Linked DNA regions of Homo sapiens: region 1 is linked to region 2. The links are chromatin loops, found by intact Hi-C in ENCODE. Cell type or tissue: GM12878. All regions are shown on one strand. Each heading gives the region's core, and the rest is flanking DNA. Links, peaks and the distances in the headings are about the cores only. Region 1 has its middle 16 kb from the start of OR5D3. Region 2 holds the start of OR4C6 (olfactory receptor family 4 subfamily C member 6).

Evidence for each region. Hi-C counts contacts between places; a loop is a spot of excess contacts. Peaks named below come from ENCODE experiments on the same cell type or tissue, not always from the same donor. Only the 100,000 strongest peaks of a DNase experiment are listed, where the experiment ranks them.
Region 1: a loop joins it to region 2, with 4 times the contacts of the local background. A loop is called at or near these places in 2 of 110 quality-filtered maps.

The regions. Positions count from the first base shown.
Region 1 is chr11:55,702,362-55,713,623 of GRCh38, reverse strand. No RefSeq gene overlaps it. Among named protein-coding and RNA genes, the nearest start is that of OR5D3, 16 kb to the left of the region's middle. In GM12878, for the core only: a CTCF peak has its summit at 6,386 (motif pointing right); a DNase peak (open chromatin) is centred at 6,423.
Region 2 is chr11:55,653,009-55,664,270 of GRCh38, reverse strand. OR4C6 (olfactory receptor family 4 subfamily C member 6) reads right to left here and starts at 2,070. Exons shown (of 2, transcript NM_001004704.2): 1 at 2,023-2,070. In GM12878, for the core only: no CTCF peak of the experiment used is centred there; a DNase peak (open chromatin) is centred at 6,060.

The DNA.
Region 1 (11,262 bases), core at 1,535-9,534, 49 kb before region 2:
CATAGTAGATTCTCAACAATCTTGATTGAATAAATGAATGTATATGTGAGTGAATAAATCTAGCCACATATTATACATGTATTGGGGTAAAAGTTTATAATAATACTAAAGAAGCTGGACTTGCCTATTAAATCAGGACCACATTGTAAACTCACAATGCACTGAGGCACACCTGGAGTCCTACAGAACAAGTAGCTATAGTGAAACCCCATGGGACCTAAGCATCTTGAATTAGAATAAAACAAGGAGAGTTAGAAGGGAAAATGAGGTATTGGATTTTTAAAAAATGTTCTGAGTTCATTCAAAATAACTCAATTACTGTTTTGTGCCAGTTTAATCCAGAACCATGTCATGACTGCTTACCGAAAGCTAAAATAGCAGTAGGCATAGAAAGAACACCATTCCACACAGCATTCTGTAAAAATTCTATGCTTTATCATTAGGTGAAATTAAGCACTCTATAGTTTACACTGAGTTGTTACAATGTTTAGTCTCCAAGAGAATATACTGCACGCACTTATATTTTGCAGAAAACATAAGTGCATGCAGTGTATATATATATATATATATATATATATATATATGATTATATATAGAGAAAATTATATAGGTTTTATATAGGTTAGGGTTAGGGTTACATATAAAAGTATTTTATGTACAACTTACATATCCATGCAGTTTCTTTCTTTAATTGCTCCTTTAAATTCACTTCATTTGACACCTGTGATTTGACCGTCTACATTTGTTGTTATTTTCTAAACTTATGTTTTAGTTTGACACAAAACTCATTGAGTGCAAATTTCCTAACTGAACATACTTTTTCAAGCATTTTCCAATATCTGTATTCTTTCCTAAGGATGTTCTAACAAACTCTGAGCAGACTGGGCCTGAAAAGAAAATCATTTCCATCAAAGATATGTATTTTATAATATATATTCGACTTATTGTTACCCAAACATCTTTTCTATGTGTGGCACTTTTGAACCCACTTCCTACACTCTTATTTCTTGACTGAAAGACTTGGGGCCAAAGTTCACAATCTCCCATTTAGCCCCAGGAAGTGTCACCCTTTTTGAGCTGAATGAGGGCTCAAGGTGCCGTGCACAGGCTTTCCCTCTTTTGTAGTGACACCCAGCATGGCTATCCGATTGTGCATTTGCTATGCACTCAGCACTGTAATAGGCATTTTAGAAACTGTAAAATTATAAAATATTGGCCTTGACCTCAAAACTGTTTTTCTAAGAATTATTCCGAGGCATAATGCATGTAATTGCAAATTATACAACATAGCATACAATTCTTATTACTTATTAAAACTAAAGTTTGTGCCCATAAAAAGAAGAAGAATATTGTGATAAAAAGAATACAGGCAAATTAATAATAATAAATATGGTGAAAGATAATATTCCTAGTTAACGGAACGGCAGTTAGATTTACATATGGGTTTGCCTCCTGCAAAGATTGTTGGAACACACTCTTTTCCTTCTAAAGTTATATAAAGTAAGAATTGAATAACTCACTTAAGTACAGAATAAATTGACTTATTCATTCATTTACTAACGCTTCTTTTGCAAAGATTAACGGACTCCAGGAAAGTTCTTGTGGAGAACTGAAAAAAAAAAAAAAAAAAGCAAATCACAATAAAAGTGGCAGGCAGGAGTTTGTAATATATTTCAATAAATGTTTCAAGAAAATGACTTTTTTCCCCTGATTTTTTCAAATAAACTCAGTGATAACAGAGAGAAAAATGTTACCAAAAGACTGAATCCTGACACCAAACTGTGTCACAAATATATATGCCACAAAGGCCTTAGGGATGTTAACCCTAGAGAATATAATTGAAGTATTGCCTAAGAGGCCACAAATAAAGCAATTACATAAAACAATGCCCCATGTGATATCCTGGTTGCATGTAATTTCTTGTAATAACTGGTGAATAATTTCATCATAAACTTAAATATGTTGAACCACACAATATATTTTAATTTAAAATACCTGAAAATACAAAAATGTACAAAAGAAAAAAAAACAGCCATTGGGCAACAATCCAGAGATAAATACTCTCAATTGTTTCTTTATTTCAAGTTTTCTCACTCCCATGTGTGTATGTATGTATTAGTGTGTATCTGATACAAAGCTTATATAATAAATATCATAGCTATATTTTATATTATCCTTTTTATATAACATTGCACTGTGAGCTTCATTTTAGGTAGCAAATGTTTATTCAACTTATATAAATACCTGTTCGACTTTTCTTTAAGTAAATGTGATATGCATTATTTTTTAATTTATTAGATATGTAGTTCAGTGATTCTCGAAATTCATTGTTAATTTCATTACAAATAGAGATGCAAAAATTCCTCAAGAGAATACTACAAACTGTACTCAACAGCATGTAAAAAGACATTAAAATTAAACACATGGCAAGTGGAATTTATTCCTGGAATGCAAGTATAGTACAATTTACCACATTAAAATTAATCAGTATAATACACCACATTAACAGTGTAAATGAAAAAATACCTGATCTTCTCAATTAGTGCAGAAAAGCGATTTGACAAAAGTGCACACTCTTTCATAATAAAACCACTAAAAAAACTAAGAATAGAGAAAACATCTTCAGTATATTAAGGCCAGCGATATATGAAAAACCTATGCTAATTAATACTCAAAGGTGGAAAGACTGAAAGATTTTCCTCAAAGTTCAAGAATAAGACAAGGATGTTTTCTTTCACCACTTTCATTCAAAATCGTTTTAAAGGTTCTAGCCAGAGCAATTAGGCAAGAAAAGTTTTTTAAAATCATCCAAATTTGACAGAAGAAAATCAGAATTTTAGCAGATGACTTTTTTTCATTTTTTTTATTTTTATTTTTTACAGAGTTTCACTCTTGTTGCCCAGGCTGGAGTGCAATGGCACAACCTTGGCTCAATGCAACCTCTGCCTCCCATGTTCAAGTGATTCTCCTGCCTCAGCCTTCTGAATAGCTGGGATTACAGGTGCCCACCACCATGGCCGGTTCACTTTTTGTATTTTTAGTAGAGACAGGGCTTCACCATGTTGACCAGGCTGGTCTTGAACTCCTGACTTCAGGTGATCCACCCGCCTCAGCCTCCCAAAGTGCTGGGATTACAGGCGTGAGCCACCATACCCAGCCGACATATCTTATATATAGAAAATCCTAAAGATTCCAAACACCCTTACCCAAATATAACTCCTAGAACTAATAAACAAATCCAGAAAAATTGCAGGATACAAATTAAACGTACAAAAATCTGTTGCATTTCTATACTTGCAAAAAACAAGCCCCACCCCAAAAAATTAAGAAAACAAGTTATTTGCATTTGCTTCAAAAACAATGAAATACTCAGGAATAAACTTAGCCAAACAGACAAAAGAATAATACACTGGAAAGCATAAAATGTTGCTGACAGAAATTAAAGAGGACATAAATAAAGGAAAAGTCATCTCATGTTCATAGATTTGAAGGCTTTATATTTTAAGATGCCAATACTCCCCATAGCAATTACAAATACAGTGAAAACTCTATCAAAATCCTAATGACATTTTTAATAGAAAAATCCATTCTAAAATCTAGACAGAATTACATGAGACCCTAAAAGGCCAAAACAATCTTGAAAAAGGAAAACAAAGTTTGAGGTTTCACACTTTCTGATTTCATACTTACCACAGAACTATAGTAATCAAAGCAGTAAAGTACTGTTATAAAGAAAGTTATATAGACTAATAGAATAGAATAGACAACCCAGAAGTAAACGTACATATATATGGTCAAATGTATTACACATCAGTGCCAAGATTATTCAATAGGAAGAGTTCAGTCTTTTTAACAGATGGTATTGAGAAAACTAGCCTCCTGCCAGAGAAATTTGAACCCTTATCTTACACAATGAACAAAAAATTAACTTAAAATGGATTAAAGACCTAAAGGTAAGAGCCAAAACTATACAACTCTTAGGATATACATGAGTCAGTTCTCACACTGCTGTAAAGAAATACCTGAGACTGGGTAATTTATAAAGAAAAGTGGTTCAGTTGGCTCATGGTTCTGCAAGCTGTACAGGAAGCATGATGATGGCATCTTCTTGGCTTCTGAGGAGGCCTCAGGAAACTTACAATTATGGTGAAAGGTGAAGGGGAAGCAGGCACATCTTACGTGGCTGAAGCAAGAGGAAGAGATGGGGTGGCAGGGGGGTGCTACACACTTTTAGATAACCAGATCTCATGAGACCTCACTCACTCAATGTCACAAGAACAGCACCAAGAGGATGGTGCTAAACCATTCATGAGAAACCGCCCCCACGATTCAATCACCTACCACCAGGTCCCACCTCCAACACTGGGGTGTTACATGAGATTTTGTGGGGATACAGATGCAAACCTTGCCAGGGGAAGACCTAGAAAAAAAACTTCATGACACTGACTTTGTTAATTATTTATTGTATATGACACCAAAAGTATTTACATACATATATATGTATATAATATATGTATGTACATGTATATGTACATGTATACGTACATGTATGTATACATGTACGTATACATATATATGTATATATACACATGTATATATAATGTGTATATATGTATATAATATATGTATATACATACATACATATATATATAATGGACTTCATCAAAATTAAAAACTAAAAACTTCAAAGAACACTCCTAACAGAGTAAAATGGCAGCCCAAAATATAGGATAAAATCTTTTGAAATCATATTTCTAAGTGATTAATGTACAGAATATATATATTTTAAAAACTCCTATAAATCTACAAAACAAAAACAGCCCAATTCAAAAACAGGCAAAGAACTTGAATACACATGTCTTCAAAGAAGCTACACACATGCCAATAAGCATGTGGAAACATGTCCAGCACTACTAATTGGGGATATGCAAATCAAAACCACAATGAACAGCAGCTCCTTTATTTAAGACGAACAGATTCTAGAGTTCTAGAGTTCTGCTGTACAACATTGTGCTTTTAGTTTTTTTTTTTAAAACCATACTGCATAAAATTAAAATTCTGTTGAACGTTTGAGCTCATGTATTTGGTCTTATGACAATAATAACACACACACACACAAACAAATAAGTAAACAAAACAGCTACCACCTCACACCCTTTAGGATGGCAATTATGAAAAAGAAAAAACAAACAAAGAAAAAGAAGGAAAAGTTGGAAAATAACAGGATTCAGGGGAGATGGAATGAATTGGACTCCTTGAATATTACTGGTGAGAATGTAAAATGGTGAAGCTGCTCTACAAAAACCTATGGTAGTTCCTCCAATAATTAGACGTGAAAATACACATGACCCAGCAATTACACTTCCAATAGATACTCAAATAATTGAGAGCAGAGATTCAAACATATTTTTTGTGTACCAATGTTCTTCCCAGTATTATTCACAGTATTATTCACAGTAGCTCAAAGTAGAGCTCTCCATGGAGAGATAATTCAACATGCATGAACCATGAAAACATTAAGTTAAGTGAAATAAGACAGACACAAAAGGCAAATATTGTAATATACTATGTATAAGAGGTACCTAGAAACATCAAATTACAGAGACAAAAAAATTAGTGCTTACCAGGGACTTGGGGAGAAATAAATGCAGAGCTATTGCCTCTGAGCAACAAAATCCTCTTTATGCCTGATGTTTGAAACAGAAGGCTTAAGGGAAGCACTAATTTAAATACAGATGGGTGACGGATGATGGATAGGTAGATAGATAGCTCGCTGATACAGGACAGACATATATACATACAGAGAAGAATCAAGCAATACAGAAACATATACATATATTATGCATAAACCGCATACACATTTTTTTAAATTTTATTATTATTATACTTTAAGTTTTAGGGTACATGTGCACAACGTGCATTAAGTATACCTATATGTCACATACTGTTTGCATTTTGCATTTTCCTTTACATTTTGCAAAAGTATATGTTTACAAATCAAACTTTTACACCATTTAATTCTCAAAGAATTTCCAAATGTGTTTGTAAGGTTTTCAAAAATATTACAAATGGTTAACCAAAACTTGAATATTTCAATGATTTTCCAAGGAAACCTACCAAATTATATAAGAGGTTGACAAATAAATCTTAGTCCAATATTCTTTCTTGCATGAAGAAATTTTTTTAAATTTTATCCTAGTTTGACATAATGAGAACAAAATATTTTACTTTTCATCAATATTACAAGTCAATTATTGTCTAATTGTTGTATAATTCTTAGCCAATTGTAATTGGTAGAATTTGTTTTCATATAGTCTAGTAGTACAAAATCCACCTCCTGAATAGTAGCTGAGGGAATAAATTTTTCTGTTGCAAGTGGCAAAAACAGAATACCCACTAGAGGGCAGAGTGATACCAGTAATAAGAATACAGTTTTCACATACACATGAGCAGTCATAAAACATGACTATATTTTAACATATTAAAAACTATAAAGTCAACAAAAGTTGAAAAATATGCAAATAGAATTCCATGAAGACAGGAGAAAAGCAATAATTAATAACAATATTTTACTAAACAATAAGACATTTCATTTAAGAATGTAAAACCTTGCCATTAAAAATAATACAGGGATGATCCAGACCACAACAGCAAAATTATTATAGAAGGTATACATAGGACAATTACCAGAATACATTTTATGGTAGTGTATATCTATATCAATGAAATGAAGATAAATAAGAAATTCCATAGAAAAGACATAGAAAAAGGCTTTAAGCTAATAACAGCACTTAAAAGTTACTCTTTGTATCTATCCTCCCAAAAACCATTCAGATCAAAGAAAGTAAATAAATGAATCACACATTTGTGCATCACTTTAAGACAGATGACCCTATGAAGTGAAAGTTGACTATAGGTAGAGAAATATTTTTCAGAAGAAAAGAACTGAATTTGAAAATGTCATAATTCCATGTGGGTAGAGTGAAGTCTGAAGAGACAGCTTAGAAAAGAGAAAAGGGAAATAGAAATCCTACTAGTGGGATCAAATGGATAAAATCAATAAGAAAATTCTACTGTCATAACAAAAATTAAAAACCGAGTCAAGGCCTGATAGAAAACAGCATTACCTAGGGAAAAAAAGCCGAGCTATTGTATAAAACTTGTTGTGAAAAACCTAGAAAAGTTATTTCCAGGGAAAAGGAGGAGAGTAGAATAAAGACATTGCCCTGTAGAGTTGTAATGGTTAAGAAAGAGGAAGTAATGCAAGTAAATTGAGTATTCTCCTAAAACAAAACACACACACACACACTCACTACAACAAAGTTTGTTGGAGGTAATATTTTATAAATATTTTTGTGTATTTTTATGTATTTAGATATAGAGATATACACAGCTATATGTGTGTGTATATGTAGAGTTGTCCCTCGGTATTCATGGGGGATTGGTTTCATGACCTCCAGGGTTATGAAAATCTGCAGATGCTCAAGTTTCTGATATAAAATAGCATAGTATTTGCATATAACCTATGCATATCTTTGGCTATGCTATAAATTATCTCTAGATTACTTATAACATCTAATACTATCTAAATAGTTATTCTACTGTATTGTTTAGAAAATAATGCTGAGAAATCGCCACACCGACTTCCACAATGGTTGAACTAGTTTACAGTCCCACCAACAGTGTAAAAGTGTTCCTATTTCTCCACATCCTCTCCAGCACACGTGTGGCGATTCCTCAGGGATCTAGAACTAGAAATACCATTCAACCCAGCCATCCCATTACTGGGTATATACCCAAAGGATTATAAATCATGCTGCTATAAAGACACATGCACACGTATGTTTATTGTGGCACTATTCACAATAGCAAAGACTTGGAATGAACCCAAATGTCCAACAATGATAGACTGGATTAAGAAAATGTGGCACATATACACCATGGAATACTATGCAGCCATAAAAAATGATGAGTTCATGTCCTTTGTAGGGACATGGATGAAGCTGGAAACCATCATTCTCAGCAAACTATCTCAAGGACAAGAAACCAAACACCGCATGTTCTCACTCATAGGTGGGAATTGAACAATGAGAACACATGGACACAGGAAGGGGAACATCACACACCAGGGCCTGTTGTGGGGTGGGAGGAGGGGGGGAGAGATAGCATTAGGAGATATACCTAATGCTAAATGACCAGTTAATGGGTGCAGCACACCAACATGGCACACGTATCCATATGTAACAAACCTGCACGTTGTGCACATGTATCCTAAAATTTAAAGTATAATAAAAATTTTAAAAAAAGAAAAGAATGCTGAGAAAAAAACATCTATACATGTTCAGTGCAGAGGCAATTTTATTCTTGAATATTTTTGATCTACAGCTAATTAAATACACAGATGTGGAACTCATAGACAGTATGGCTGACTGCATTTATCTACCTATATATAGACATCTATGTATAAATCAATCAATCAAACTACATATATACCTATCTTTCTACATACACAGGAACTCACACAGGGACACATACACACTATAATAGCACACAAAAATGTCTCTATCCATGCAATGAACTACAAGGGTGGGAAGGGAGTCAGCAAATAAGATCAAAATATTCCAACCAATGAGAATATAATGATACAAAAACGGGCAGAAGGAAATTATACCATAACACTTCAGATTAAATTAAATATAATTTAACAAGCATTTTTAAGTATTAAAAATATCTTGAATTAAACATTTTGAATAAAATATAAATAGACAAAAAGGGCTTATACCTAAACAATGTTGGGCAGACTTAATAAACAAATTGAAGAAATAGTCCATTTGAGAAATCAGGACACAGTTACAAAGTAGAAAAGGGAGACTAAACACAAATATAAATTTAATAAAGTATACCAAAAATAATTAGGAAAACAATCAAGAAAATGAAAAATAAGGAAAGAAAGGAAAAGGGTAGACAAAAAATAAGTGAAATGTCAACAGTCAAAGAAGATTCAATACTTACATAATTGGAGTCTTAGGAAAAATAAAAAAGCAACACAATAGGAATATACACAGTGAAAGGGCCCATATTTTAAAATGTATATGTTTCCTTATAGGTGAAGTGTGTCTCTTATAGGCAGAAGATAGATGGGTCTTGGTATTTTTCTTTTAGATGGGTCTTGTTTTGTTTTTTTTTTTTTTCTTTTTCTTTCTTTTTCATCCATTCAGACACTCTATGTCATGTCTTTTGACTGGATAATCTAATCTATTTATATTTGAGGTATTTGTTGGTAGATAACAACTTACCTACTGCCATTTTAAAAATAGTTTCTGGTTGTATTGTAGATCCTTGGTTCCTTTTTCCTCTCTTATTGTCTTCCTTTGTGATTAGGTGATTTCTCCCTAGTTGTATAGTTTGATTTTTTTCTTTTTCATCTTCTATGTATCTACTACAGGTTTTTGCATTGTGGTTATGATGAGGTTTGCATAAAACATCTTATAGTTATAATAGGGTATCTTAAGCTGATAAAAACATAACATCACTCACATGAAGTGAGTCTTTTTATTCAATTTACACTTCACATTTTTTGTTTTTGGTGTCATGATTTACATCATTGTCTATTATATGTCCCTAAACAAATTATCATAACTATTATTTTAATACTTTTGTCATTAAACCTAACTAAAGATATCAGTGATTTACACATCATCGTTATAGTCCAGGTGTATTCTAAATTTGGCTATATACTTACTTTAAATAGTGAGTTTTATACTTTCATATGTTTTCATGTTACTAGTTAGTGCTTTTTTCTTTCAGTTGAAGAACTCTCTTTAGCATTTGTTGTAAACTAATCTGGTCATGGTGAAGTCCCTCAGCTTCTCTCTCCTTCATTTCTGAAGGGATAGCTTTGTTGGGTAAGTTATTCTGGGTCGGTAGTTTGGGGTGTGTGTGTGTGTGTGTGTGTGTGTGTGTGTGTGTGTGTGTGTGTCTGTGTGTCTGTGTGTCTGTGTGTTTCCTTCAGCACTTAAATCTATCATCCCACTATCTTCAGACCTGTGAGGTTTCTGCTGAGAAATTTGTTGCTGGTCTTACTAAATTCTTTCTAATATGGGATTTTCAGTCTTTGATTTTAGACATATTAATTATATCTTTGCATCATCTTGTTTGGATTGCATCTAATTGGAGACTTTTCCCTTTCCTGTACTTGAATATTTATAGCTTTCCCTACATTTGGAATATATTCTGCTATTATTTTTTAAATGAGTTTTATGTCTTTCTCTCTCTTTCCCTCCAACTCCTACAAGTTACAAATTTGCTTTTTTGATGATGTCCCATATGTCCTGTAAGCTTTTTCCATTCCTTTTCATTTTTCCCTTTATTTTTAACTGACTGTATATTTTCAAATAACCTGCCTTCAAGTTCACAGATTCTCTGTTTGATCAATCCTTTTGTTAATGTTTTTCTTTTGCATTTTTTCTTTTGTTCATTTTATTTTTCAGCTCCATAATTTGTTTGTTCTTTTTTTCAAATTCAATCCGTTAAATTTCTTGTTTGGTCATGTATTGTTTTCTTGATTTTGTTGAATTATTTCTCAGTATTTTCTAGAAGTTCACCCATCTTGTTAAAATTATATCAAATTATTTCTCAGGCAGTTCAGACATCTCCATTATTTTAGAGTTAGCTACTAGCATTTGTATTTGTTATTTATTTATTTATTTAGTTAGTTAGTTATGTATTTATTTATTGTAATGTCATGTTTCCCTGGTTGTTCTTGATACTTGTGACCATGCATTGTTGTCTGTGCATTTGAGGAAGTAGAGATTTATTTCAGTCTTTGAAGAGTGGCTTTGTCTGAGAAAGGCTTGACCAGTCAACCTATTCAGAGATTCTGACTAGGCTGTTTTGCATGTTCTGCAGGTGGACTTGCTGTGGATTCCTCAGGTAGACTTCTGGTTCTTGAGTCAGCAGGTCAACAGATCTGGCAACTGGGTCCATGGCATTGGCCTGGAGTCTGGATCCACTCCAGACTGGACTCCAGGACCTGTTGACCTGGAGTCTGACCAGGGAGATTCCACAGGAGCTGACCTGGTGTTTAACTTGCATCTACAGGAGCCATTGAGGTGCTAATTCCAGCACCTGAGCCTGGAACCTTGGTCCACTGGGCTGAGCCTGGATCCTGAAATCCATGGGAATGGGCTTGATATTGGAGTGGGCCTGGATCTGAGGTCTACAGAGGTGGGCTTATGTTTTGCAGCCAGGGAGCTGGCTTAG
Region 2 (11,262 bases), core at 1,146-9,145:
ACTAAGCAATTAGCTTTTAGGCTAACAATGCTGCTGGGCACTATGCCAGATATGTTAGCCATATTATTTCATTTAAACCTCATGATACCACATGAGGTAGGTACCTATACTACTCCCATCGTAAAGAGAGACCAAAGCCCTTAGGAGTTAAATATCTTGCACGAGATTATATAACTATTTTGTGGTGGAGCTGGCATTTTGCTCACACGGCTTCGATTCATACCTAGTATATCCCACCACATGAGAAGAGAAGAATAGATTGTATTTCAGGGAAGTTACTACTGCAACCAAGAGAAAAACCTGCAGTAAAGAATGCCTCATATTACTAGGGACTATAAAGCAGACCTGGATGCCACATCTAAGAAATTTTGCAAAAAGCAAAGCTTCACATTGATATTTGGATTATGCCCCTCTGTTAATGCTAAGAAGTCACTCCTGCTTTTCAGTAGCCCACTCCACCCCCATCCCTTACACTGAATGCAGAACAACCACAGGAAACTGTGGAAGTGCCATATATTACTTAATCTCATCCTCTCCTCCCTAGCCCCAGGACTGAGTACTTTCTTGCAACAATCCTTGTGAAGTTAAAGGAACGCTGGCTTGGGAGTCAATAAATGACAAGTAGATTTTATTCCACTTTGCATCACTAACTTAATCTGTATTTGAGCATGCTGCTGGCATCTCCGAAACCTGGTTTTCTCATCTGCAGTATAAGGATGGTTTCCTAGATGAGTATCAGCAGGACTGGCTCTGTCCTCTTCAAACACAAACACTCAGTTGTTATTTGCATTAATTGTTTATGTCTCTGGGTAGGATTTCCTTAGAGGGGTTGTTCATTTCATGTTCAGAAAAATGAAAGCCGCTATTCTAGAATATATATGCCCTGTCTGTCCTTAAGTTTGGGACCTAGTATGACCCTGTGTTGATACGGAACAGAATTGAACTTTTCCAACTGACATTCAGGTCTCATCACCAGCCCCTTTTCTCTTACTGTTTGGACTTCATTTCTCATGTGCTTCACTGTATTTATTCCACCATCAGTCCCACTTACTTCCTGCCAGACTCATACCCTGTTATTTTTTTCCATACTTAATCTTCTGTTCAAAGGGTATGTTCCTGAATTCAGACACAGCAAACCTACCTCTAAGTCCTAGCCAGGCTACATACTGGCTTTGTAATCTCAACCTCCCCAGTCCTCAATTTCTGCAACAGCACAATTAGTGAAAGAGAAGCCATAGCTACCATGTTTGTATTACTTACTGATTATGGGCAATGACTAAACATCTTTTTCTCATTTGATTATCATGAACGGCCATATGAAATAAGTATTATGACTGGATTTTCTGAAGCAGCAACTGAGGCTTAGAGAAATTGCATAGCTGCCTCACAGTTTCTTGCAGGCATGTGACTAACTCCGATGCCCAGGCTACCAACTCCTTTGCCTCACAGCGCCCCAGTATTTTCACCTGATGGCTCACAAAACTGCTGTGAAGGCTAATGGAGGTAATACCCATAAAGGGTGGGAGTGCAGTATTCGTGTTGGTTTTCCTGATCATGTCACATGTCTGTAAAGTCCAGGCTTGCCTAGTGCCTCTGTCTATGCCCTCAGTCAACCAATTCTCCCCACTGCCTACCGCCACTTTCACCAGTCTGAATATTTCTCCACCCACTCACAAGATGTGTTTTCTATATATCATTACTTTATGTTTATTACATGTTTCTCTTATTTCCATAAGCAAATGCTTAAGAATTGCTACTTCTTCCACATATCTCAGAGTTCCTGGGAATAGTAAAGTTGCAGTGGACATCAATATCATTTATCAATTGGAAGGAAACTGCAGTGAGCAGTGGGACATAGATAATGCTGGTGCCAGCCCATCCTCCATGTGTGAAAGTAAATCTCTTCTAGAGTCTGGTTGCTATTTCCCTATCCAATAAGCTCAATGATGACATTTTCTAACTGTCATCTTTTACCCTGTGTATTCCTAGACAATTCAGCCTACATCAATAATTAAACTGTACCTTGAACTTCCAGTTCAATCTTGAATCACACCATCAGCCACCTTCATGGCATGTTCTTGCACGGTAGGTAGTAAGGAATTCTTTTTTAAAGAGCTGTTCTAGGAAAGACAGAGGCAATTATAATTAATTCTTCATAGTTCCCTCACTTTTCCTACTAATTTAAGTAGACAACAGATAATCCAAAAAATTGTCAAATGTGACCTATTTTCTTAAATAAAGGGCAGGTAAAATAATGACAATAGAAATAACTGTTGAATAGAAATAACTGAACTGTTTTCATAAAGAAATGAAAGAAAAGAAATGATTTAAGCCTTAAAGCTAGACTGTGGCTAAGATAAAGTAAGACCAGGGGCTACTCCCAGCAGGTGGAGCAGATGTACAAAGGCCCAGAGGAGGGACAAAGGGACTTTGTGCAGTGTAAAACACAGAGCAAGGAATGTGAGTCACATACACCAGGTTCTAATTTTGACTTCTGGAACACTTTTCAATTTATTAAGGATGACTTATTCTTTCATATGTGCATTTGTACTTAGAAATATTAAATTAGGATTTTGTATATGCAATTTAGTAATTACACATCAATAGGTCCCAATACATACACATATATACTCTAATTTTAATAAATATTATTGATAGCACTGCATGTCTCTATATGAAGATCTATATTATTTATATTTTCTGTTATTTTAGCTATGCTGCATTGAAAATCTTCATAAGTTTGTGTATATGGTATGTGTGCATGTGTGTGTATATATATATACACACACACATTGTTTGTATATGTACATGTTTATATGTATCTATGTATACACATGTGTATATATGCAATTTGAATATATATATGCATATATACATGCATGTATATATACACAGATTGAATAAATTGTATTACTGTAAGATAATTTTTAACAATATAATTGCAGAATCAAGGAATATGAACATTTTAAAACTTGAATAGGCATTGCCAAATTTTGCTCCCAAAATGTTCATTCTCAGCAATAATGTAGTAAAGACATTTTTCCTTTCTATTTACATTTCTTATTTTTCAATTTTATTATTTTTATTCTTACTATCTAATAGATATGCATTGTATATAATAAAATAAATCAGAATTTTGTTCAGCAAACATATATTACTAGATAAAATACAGTAATTATTTTAGTCTAAGTAGATTTATAAATATGCTCATTTTAAAAAACAATGTTAATAGCAATAATTAGAATTTATCATAGTGAGTTTGTCACTTCCTCAAAGTAATAGAGTTAATGAGTGATATAGCTAGGATTTAAATTCCAGAAAACCTGATTCTGTGGCTGATCTTTCTTTCTCAATTCTATTTGGATAAATATATATAAACACATATATACATACATATATATATATACACACACACACACACACACACACACATATGCAATATTTTTTTCCAAATGAATGCTTCAGTACCTAGATAGACCATTAAGCTCTGTGACTATTCAACTAGCCACTAGGATTTATCACTGAAGGACTTCAAAACAATCTCTTAATGCAAATAACTTCCCAATTCCTTTCTCTTTTCATAAAACTAGGGACTAGTGACAATGTAGCTAACTCTAATAGAATTTTAAAGAATAGAAGTGGTAATAATGTTGTAATTTTTGAAATTGGAGTTTATAATAAGTTGTCAGTGTATTGTCAATACCACTAAACCACCAGCATCACCACTACCATCACCAGTTCCATCACCATCTCTATAGCCATTCCTGTTGGTAGATACACTTATAACTAAATTTAGTAGTTATGTTTTGACACATAGAGAAACATAAAAATTGAACTCATTATTAAATTAAAACCACCAATCTGATACAATATTAGTTATATATTATACATTTTAAGCAAAGCAACACTTTTTTAAAAATCAGAGATTGAAGACTAATAGTACAAAAGAATTAAAGGGCCTTCAGCCCAAAAATAGAAAGGAGGAAGAGAAGAGGAAAGAAATGAAAGGAAAGTGAGAGATACAGATATATAGCTATAGAGATAGACATACACATACACAAAGGCAGAGAGAAAAAAAAAAGTAAGAGGAGATATGGGGAGGTGAGAGGGAGAAAGAGAGGAGGAGAAAAAAGAAAGTGAAATTAGGGGAAAAATGCATCGTAGACTCTCCTAGTAACTATTTCCAGATAGGTTATGTACTCCTTTGCTTGGATACTATGAGCATTCTTTGGAAATCAACACATATTATTTTATTTACCAGTTTTCATTTCTTAGAGTCTGGCTCATTTAATTTTTAAAAAATTTGCTCAAAGGGTACAAAAGTAGATCAAGTAAAGTAATGTGTTCTATCTTAAGTAATAATTTTAGTAGAAACCCTAGTTCATAACTTGAATTTTCTTATTCAGGAATAAATATTGCTTAAAGTTAGAGCAAACAGGTATTCAGTGTGAATTACTGACATACTATATAAGAGACATACTTTTAAAAATGTATATACTTAATGAAATTAATTTAACTAATAATTTTAAGGTAATTTGTATGCTATAATTCTACGCAATAACTAAAATCTATGTGCTAAATATTTAACCAAATAATACGAATTTTAGAGCTTAGTTTTTATAGCCATTTAAAAGTGGGGAGTTGTAAAAACATTCTAAGGTCATCTGAGTCATAACGAAAGATCTTATCACACCCAAAATTAATTCACATGAAATAACTTCTTCAAGTCCAAAACCAGGTGAATTTATTTCAAGTTGATGTTCCCGACTGTGGAAATAAGCTTTCCAGATATAAATCGGGGAAAAGTCATTCAGTTATTAAATCTTGGTCAGATTCGTAGAACTAGGATTTCAAGTGTTTTCAAAGAAAGTTTTAAAGCAGAAGCAGTAAAAATCTGTAAGCCTAATAATGAAGAAATAACTTTCCTGGGTTACCAAGACGTTTATAACTAAGAACAGTCTCCAATTAAGAACAATTGCTAAAAAGGTATCTAAGTACAGCGTTTACCAAATCATTTCATGTTTCTTTTTGAATTCCAGTTGACTGCCCTTTTAGATGAATGTGGAGAAAGTTTGCGATCCATTTCTGAGTAGGTAGATCATGAATATATGATCTCCACTGAGTGACTGACCAGGGCTGTATGAATGTGTTTTGCCCATTTGAGCAGCTGCGATGGGTCACAAATGCATCATTCTAGTTGCATCCCTTGAGGCCAGTTCTCCACTGATGGAGAATCTGATATGTAATCCAGTGAATTCCCATCTATTTTCTTCAATAATAGGGTGTTCTCAGGGGCAAGAACACCCCTGGGGCCAGACACACATGCTTCTCCACAAGCAGAAATTTAGATCACAGTATTAACCATTAAATCATGTTTCTGCACCGTGATCTGTACCTGAATTGCAGAATGGCCACAATCTTACAGTAACTAGAACATACAAACTGGCAGAAACCTCAGTCAAATCTCATCTCTAGATTCCATTTCCAACACAGGAGTCATATGTGAACCCAGGAAGTTGCCATTTTGACCAGAAAATATGCATCTAGGCAAAACTGTTTATTTAAATTGTTTCCAATTTCTTCATAACTGACATTTTTAAGTAATATTTTACCATTTTGGAAGTAATGCCTTATAGCTTGCACTCCTTCTTGTGATAAATTTGTTTAATGCGGTTGCTTCTTTGGCATTTATTTTTAGGCCCAGCGTAAATTGTCTAAAACCCAGTCATACTCTGCCACCTTTGGCCTGGCTGTTTGTGACATATCCTGTTTGTTACTCACTTACTGACCCACAACCCAACACACTCACAATTGCTGGCTATGATAAAACCTAATAGTCAGTGTCAGAGTTATGCAAATCAGTCCTCCCTTTACTTACCAGTCTTCTTTAAATTAGACAATTCACAACCCCCGCAGGAAAACCTAAAGGATAATGCCCATGGACTTTAATAAAGGCATAAACCCACAGATCCTCTCTTTCTTGCTTCCCCTTGTTGAGCCCCCTGCTGCCTCTGGACTTTGGTCAGACTCCTGTGGGCACTCTTCACCTCTCTGAAACCTGTGAGTCATACCTTTCTTCTGTTTCATGCATTTTGGTTTCACTTCTTCATTGTGTTTCATCTGACACACAATCACCCACACCCACCCTCTCCAGTCAGGGCTGTCACAGAAAGTGGCAGTCCTGGTAAGAATAAATTGGGCACAGGTCAGACAAGAGCCATAAGGACATCTGCTAGTACAGTTTTCCTGTGAGAGGAAATTCTCGATCCTAGTCAGACACTTAGGCACTGGGCTCTCCTCCAGGACAAAGAAGTATCCACAAAAGGCACATTGTAAATATCCATGTCTACATCCTTTGAATTCCTGGTCTGAGCAGGGCTGGAGCTGTGGGCACTCTCAGGAGAGAGACCTCAAGACAAAATGAATAAAAAATCATAACACATCTCCACTCTATAAAAAGTGATTCTATTCACATTGACTCCTTTATGTCCAGCAACTTGTAAGGTTATCAAGAACTAGAATGATCATTCCAATTTTCAGAGCCTAATCCTTACAAATTGTGCACAGGCTTCCATTTCAGGGTCATTTTTGTTAACTGTCTAATGTTATGCTTAATAACCAATACAAAACTTAATAACTTAATGCTGAATAAAAAGTAAAATCTATGCCTAAAACTCTACATATAGTATGTTAAATTCTTTAAAATTCAAAACCAGATAAATCTTTAAAAAACATATCCATCTTAGGCAAATATATTTTATTTTTAAGCAATAAGAGAATTATGCATTAACAAAATCAGGATATTGGCTACCTTTCAGGTAAGACAGGGGACAGCATAGAAAAGAGGTTAAAAATGGATTTAATTTTTGGTAACAGTTTAAGTTTTGGTATGGATAGTAAATTTACATGTATTTGTTATAGTAGTTAAATAAATGTAAAAAGCAATAACAGAAAACAAATATGATAAAATTGTTTGAAAATAGGTACATTCTGTTGTTAAAATTTTATTATAAGAACTGGTTCCTTCTAATTATCTGTTGGCTCTGCTTCCTTCTGTGTTGACTTTTTTCACTCTTGGTAAGATTATAAGCAGGAGTCCTGTATCTGTACTCTCAGCAACTCTATTAGGAAAAAGAAAATGCCTTCTCTCAATAGTCCAGAAAAATGTGTTGACTTTGCATTTGTTTGCTAATAATGCTTCAATCCAAAGATTAACTCCTAGGAGACTTGTTTTATAATCAAGCTAGCGAGAGTCATATTAACACCCTTGGGAAGAAATTAACCCAAACCAAACATTACACAGATATACTGAAAATGTCAAAGTTACGGCTACTTAGAGGAAAATCAGAGTTCAGAGCCCACCAAGAGAGTTTCCACAACTTGACGTTAGTGTTCTTACGAGGCAGGCAGGATGCATCTGCAAAAGTATTTAGATATTGTACATAAAAACAGCAAATGACCACCAAAGATTGCACGTTTTCTCCTTATTGAGACTACATTCCATACCATATTATGAAAAATATTGCACTGTATAATAGGCGCATCCTGACATTTTCAACATCTCATTTGACGTGTTGATTGTAAGTGCTAAGTCGTATCAGTGAAAGAGATTTCTACTGGAGCATTTGATGTATCTCAAGACCCGACCTCACTTACATTGCTATTCTTCTAAATAATTAGTTTTAGTGTAGTTCAGAAAGAATATTTTATTTATATCCTTAACCATCGCATAGGTAATTTTACAGAAAAGTTAGTTATAAACTATTACCCAAGCTCTCTTCCATTGTGTTTTCATTTGTCTTATTTATTAATTTACTTATATAGCAATTGATTATTTAATGCCGGCCATTAATTGTCATTTTCAACATTTTCTTAGGGTAGATAAGTGTGCAACCTGGGCAAGCTTCTTAAGTTCTGTGAGTTTCAGTTTTCTTTCAGTTTTATTACCTACTTCATGGAATATTTATGTGGATTAAAAGATCAAACTTTTATAAAATGATAAACAGAGCCTAGTATATAAAAAGCATTCAATACATATTTGGTAGAATAAAATTATATTAATAAAAATGTGTTTTGTTAAGTGTTATTTTACTAACTTGAGTTAATAAAACAAATAGAAATGAAGTTGAAAAAAGTGAGATTAAGTTCCTGGTGTACATATTAATTCTCAGGCCACTTGCTATAAATATGAGGGTTCTCGGAGGGAGATGTCTATATCCCACAGACTAGAACCTCTTGTTTTGAGACATCACACTTCCTTTCCTGCATACTACTTGCAAATAAATTATAAGTGTATTACAGAAGCTAGAAAAATTTGTTCCCCAATGCAGGGAGGGGCAACTTTAAATCACTGGTGGGAGTAGAAGTATTTCTTGGTGATCCACAGCTTCTTTAACCAATGCCTTTCTGTTTTCTATCACCCTCTCCACCATCCGTTTGTTTTTTTCCTCTTTCTCCCTCATATCTTTGGTGTCCTTGAGGCACCTCCACATCCTCATTTGTATCTAATTACTGAGTATGAGGAAGATTAACTTACTGTTCTTGTAGGCTAAATAGACAAACCAAAAGTTAAATTTATTACAACATTGGAATTGTTTTCAATATGCAAAATAAGGGAAACTTTAGGGAATAATATTGTCTAGGATGCTAATACCTTTTATCATGTCTTGAAATATTCCCTCTGACAAGCAGGAAAAATTTTTTTTCCTATATTCTATGGGAAGGCTGCTTTCAAAAAGATAATCTTGACACTAATTTAGAGAAAGGAATGGGAAAAAATGAATAATCAAATTTTTTCAAGGTTTTATGTTAATATATGAAATAAATAGAATAAAATATAATACTTGGAATAAAACAATTTGAATTCAACAAATACAAGCCTGAACTGGTAAAAGCTTGGCCTGAGCAGATCAGAAGAAAAGAGTGGTTCAGGAACAAATGGATAGTTCTGACTCTCATATGACTCATCTCTGTTAAATCAATGCCTCTTCCTCAAGTCACACATATGGCCTCACAGGGAATGCTCTGAGATGATCTGACAGAGGAGGAAAGGATTCTGTTCAGGTTCACAAACAAGTCACCACAATACATTGATATTAACCTAAAATGACATCCCAGCCCTAAATGGTGGCCTCAAAGGTATGTAGCCTAGAGAATTTCTGCTAGTGGACAAAACCCTGAATAATATTCTTGCTTTCAACTTTGTATAGAAGGGGAAGAGTCCTGGGTAATAAATATACATTGACTTGAAGCAGTGATAAATGCCTAGTTTGTTGATCAAGTGTCTGGAAGGTCAGAAGACTGGACCAAGCGATCTGGAAAAGAGTTATGTGAATAGACCTATTGAAGTTGGAACTAACTTGAAAGCATGTACAAGAGAACAGGCTTTAACTATCTACACGATGAGGATGGACTGTGCTCTGACATGATCCAGCCTAAGGATATTCCAGTGATGGCACAATAAGCACATGGACAGAGTGTCTATACTGGCAAGGATGTTTTATGCTTGGGCTCAGAGACACGAGCTCCCTACCATAAATGCTGATCTGCCGTCTGCCCCCTCTGAGTGTCCAACATGCCAGTAGCAGAATCCATGCCTGAGCACTCAATGTGATGCCTATCTCTGGGAAAATATTTATGTGACTGATAGCGGGTTAATTATACAAAACTTCTTCCACCCTGAAAGTGAAAGCAATTGCTCCTAATCAGAAACAATAGACACTGTAGACATAGATTTGCCTCCCATCTCCATAGTGCCTTCATCTACACCAACATTTGACAACTTGCAGACAGATTGATACATTGATATAATATCCCTTAAAGATTGCCTAGGACCTTTTAGGGCAAAGGAGATATAAAATTTTCTCATGATCTCAGAATTCACTGATCTTACCATATAGCCCATCACCCGTAAGCTTCTAGCTTCATAGAAGAGGGGAAAGGATTGTTAAGAGCTCAATCAAGGGACTAGCTAGAAGTCAGCGCTGGAGGAGACAGGATGCTGTCTTCAGGATTCAGAGTATGCATTGAATGCTGAACCGATGCCTGATATGCGGTGTGGAGTCCCCATTTGCCTGCCATACATCATTCTGAGATCCAAAGGGTGAAAGTGAGTGTTTTCTATTTTTTACACTCCCAGAAACTCACTTTCTTAGTCTTCAGATTCATGAGGACAGAAGTCCCGGTTTCTAGAGAGAAGAAGATATTTTCCAGGAACACAGCAGGAACACTATTTTGTGCTCCTTACACAAATGGACCGGCATGCAAAAAAAAAAATAGTTACTATTTTTACTAGGGTACTTGATTCTGGTTTTTATGAGTAGCTAGTGTTGTTATAATGGATTAGGACAGAGATGATTATATCCAGAATGCAGAGAATGTAGTGGAATCTCTCTTAGCACTTGCACACCAGGGATAACTGTAACTGGACAATTGCAGCAACTACAGTAAATAAGAACAAGGCAACTAGGGATCAAACTCTTATAGATAAAGCTTTCAGTCACCCCACAAGGCAGACATCCCAAACCAACTGAAGTTCTGGCCAAGGGTGAAAGAAATCAAGGGTGAGAAAATGGGTGCTGGAAGAGGAAGATGTTCTCTATCAGCTATGGTTCTGGGAATTGTTGCAACACTAAGGAAGTTTTCTCAGTTGTGTTTTTCTTTAGGTCTAGTTTGGAAAACAGGACTGGTCGCAATCCTAAGGACATTCTCAATTACTACCTCCCAGTCTCTGGCCACATGCTCAATCAATTGCGAACCCCGGATGTTACCTCGTTCATCTCACCCTCTCACACTGCTGGCTGCTTTGACCTTCCCTGGGAGAGGACTGTTTTCTGGCATGGTCTCTAGTGTAACTGCTATGGTGAGAGCATCTACGTCCAATCTGACTAGACCCTGGGGTTTCATTTGTAAGTGCTGTCGTGAAGCGACGGTCAGAGTATATTATTCTCTAAAGGAAAAAGTTATGTGTCAATGTTTATACTATTCCTTTATGTGACTACAAACATAAAATAAAATAGAAATTATAAGTGAATATAGGTATAGGATTATTTTTAATGGAAGGAATCATAAGAAACTGAGAACAATGGTGTGTTTGTAAGAAAAGATAGGAAAGTGATTATTATGTTTTTCTTTCATTTTTTACGTTATTGAACTGTTTGAGTTTTCAGACAGTTCAATATGCATGTGTTCCTTTATATTTTCATGTAAATAAGACATCTGTATGGTAATATTATGTAACTTTTGATTTTATTCTTTTCTTCT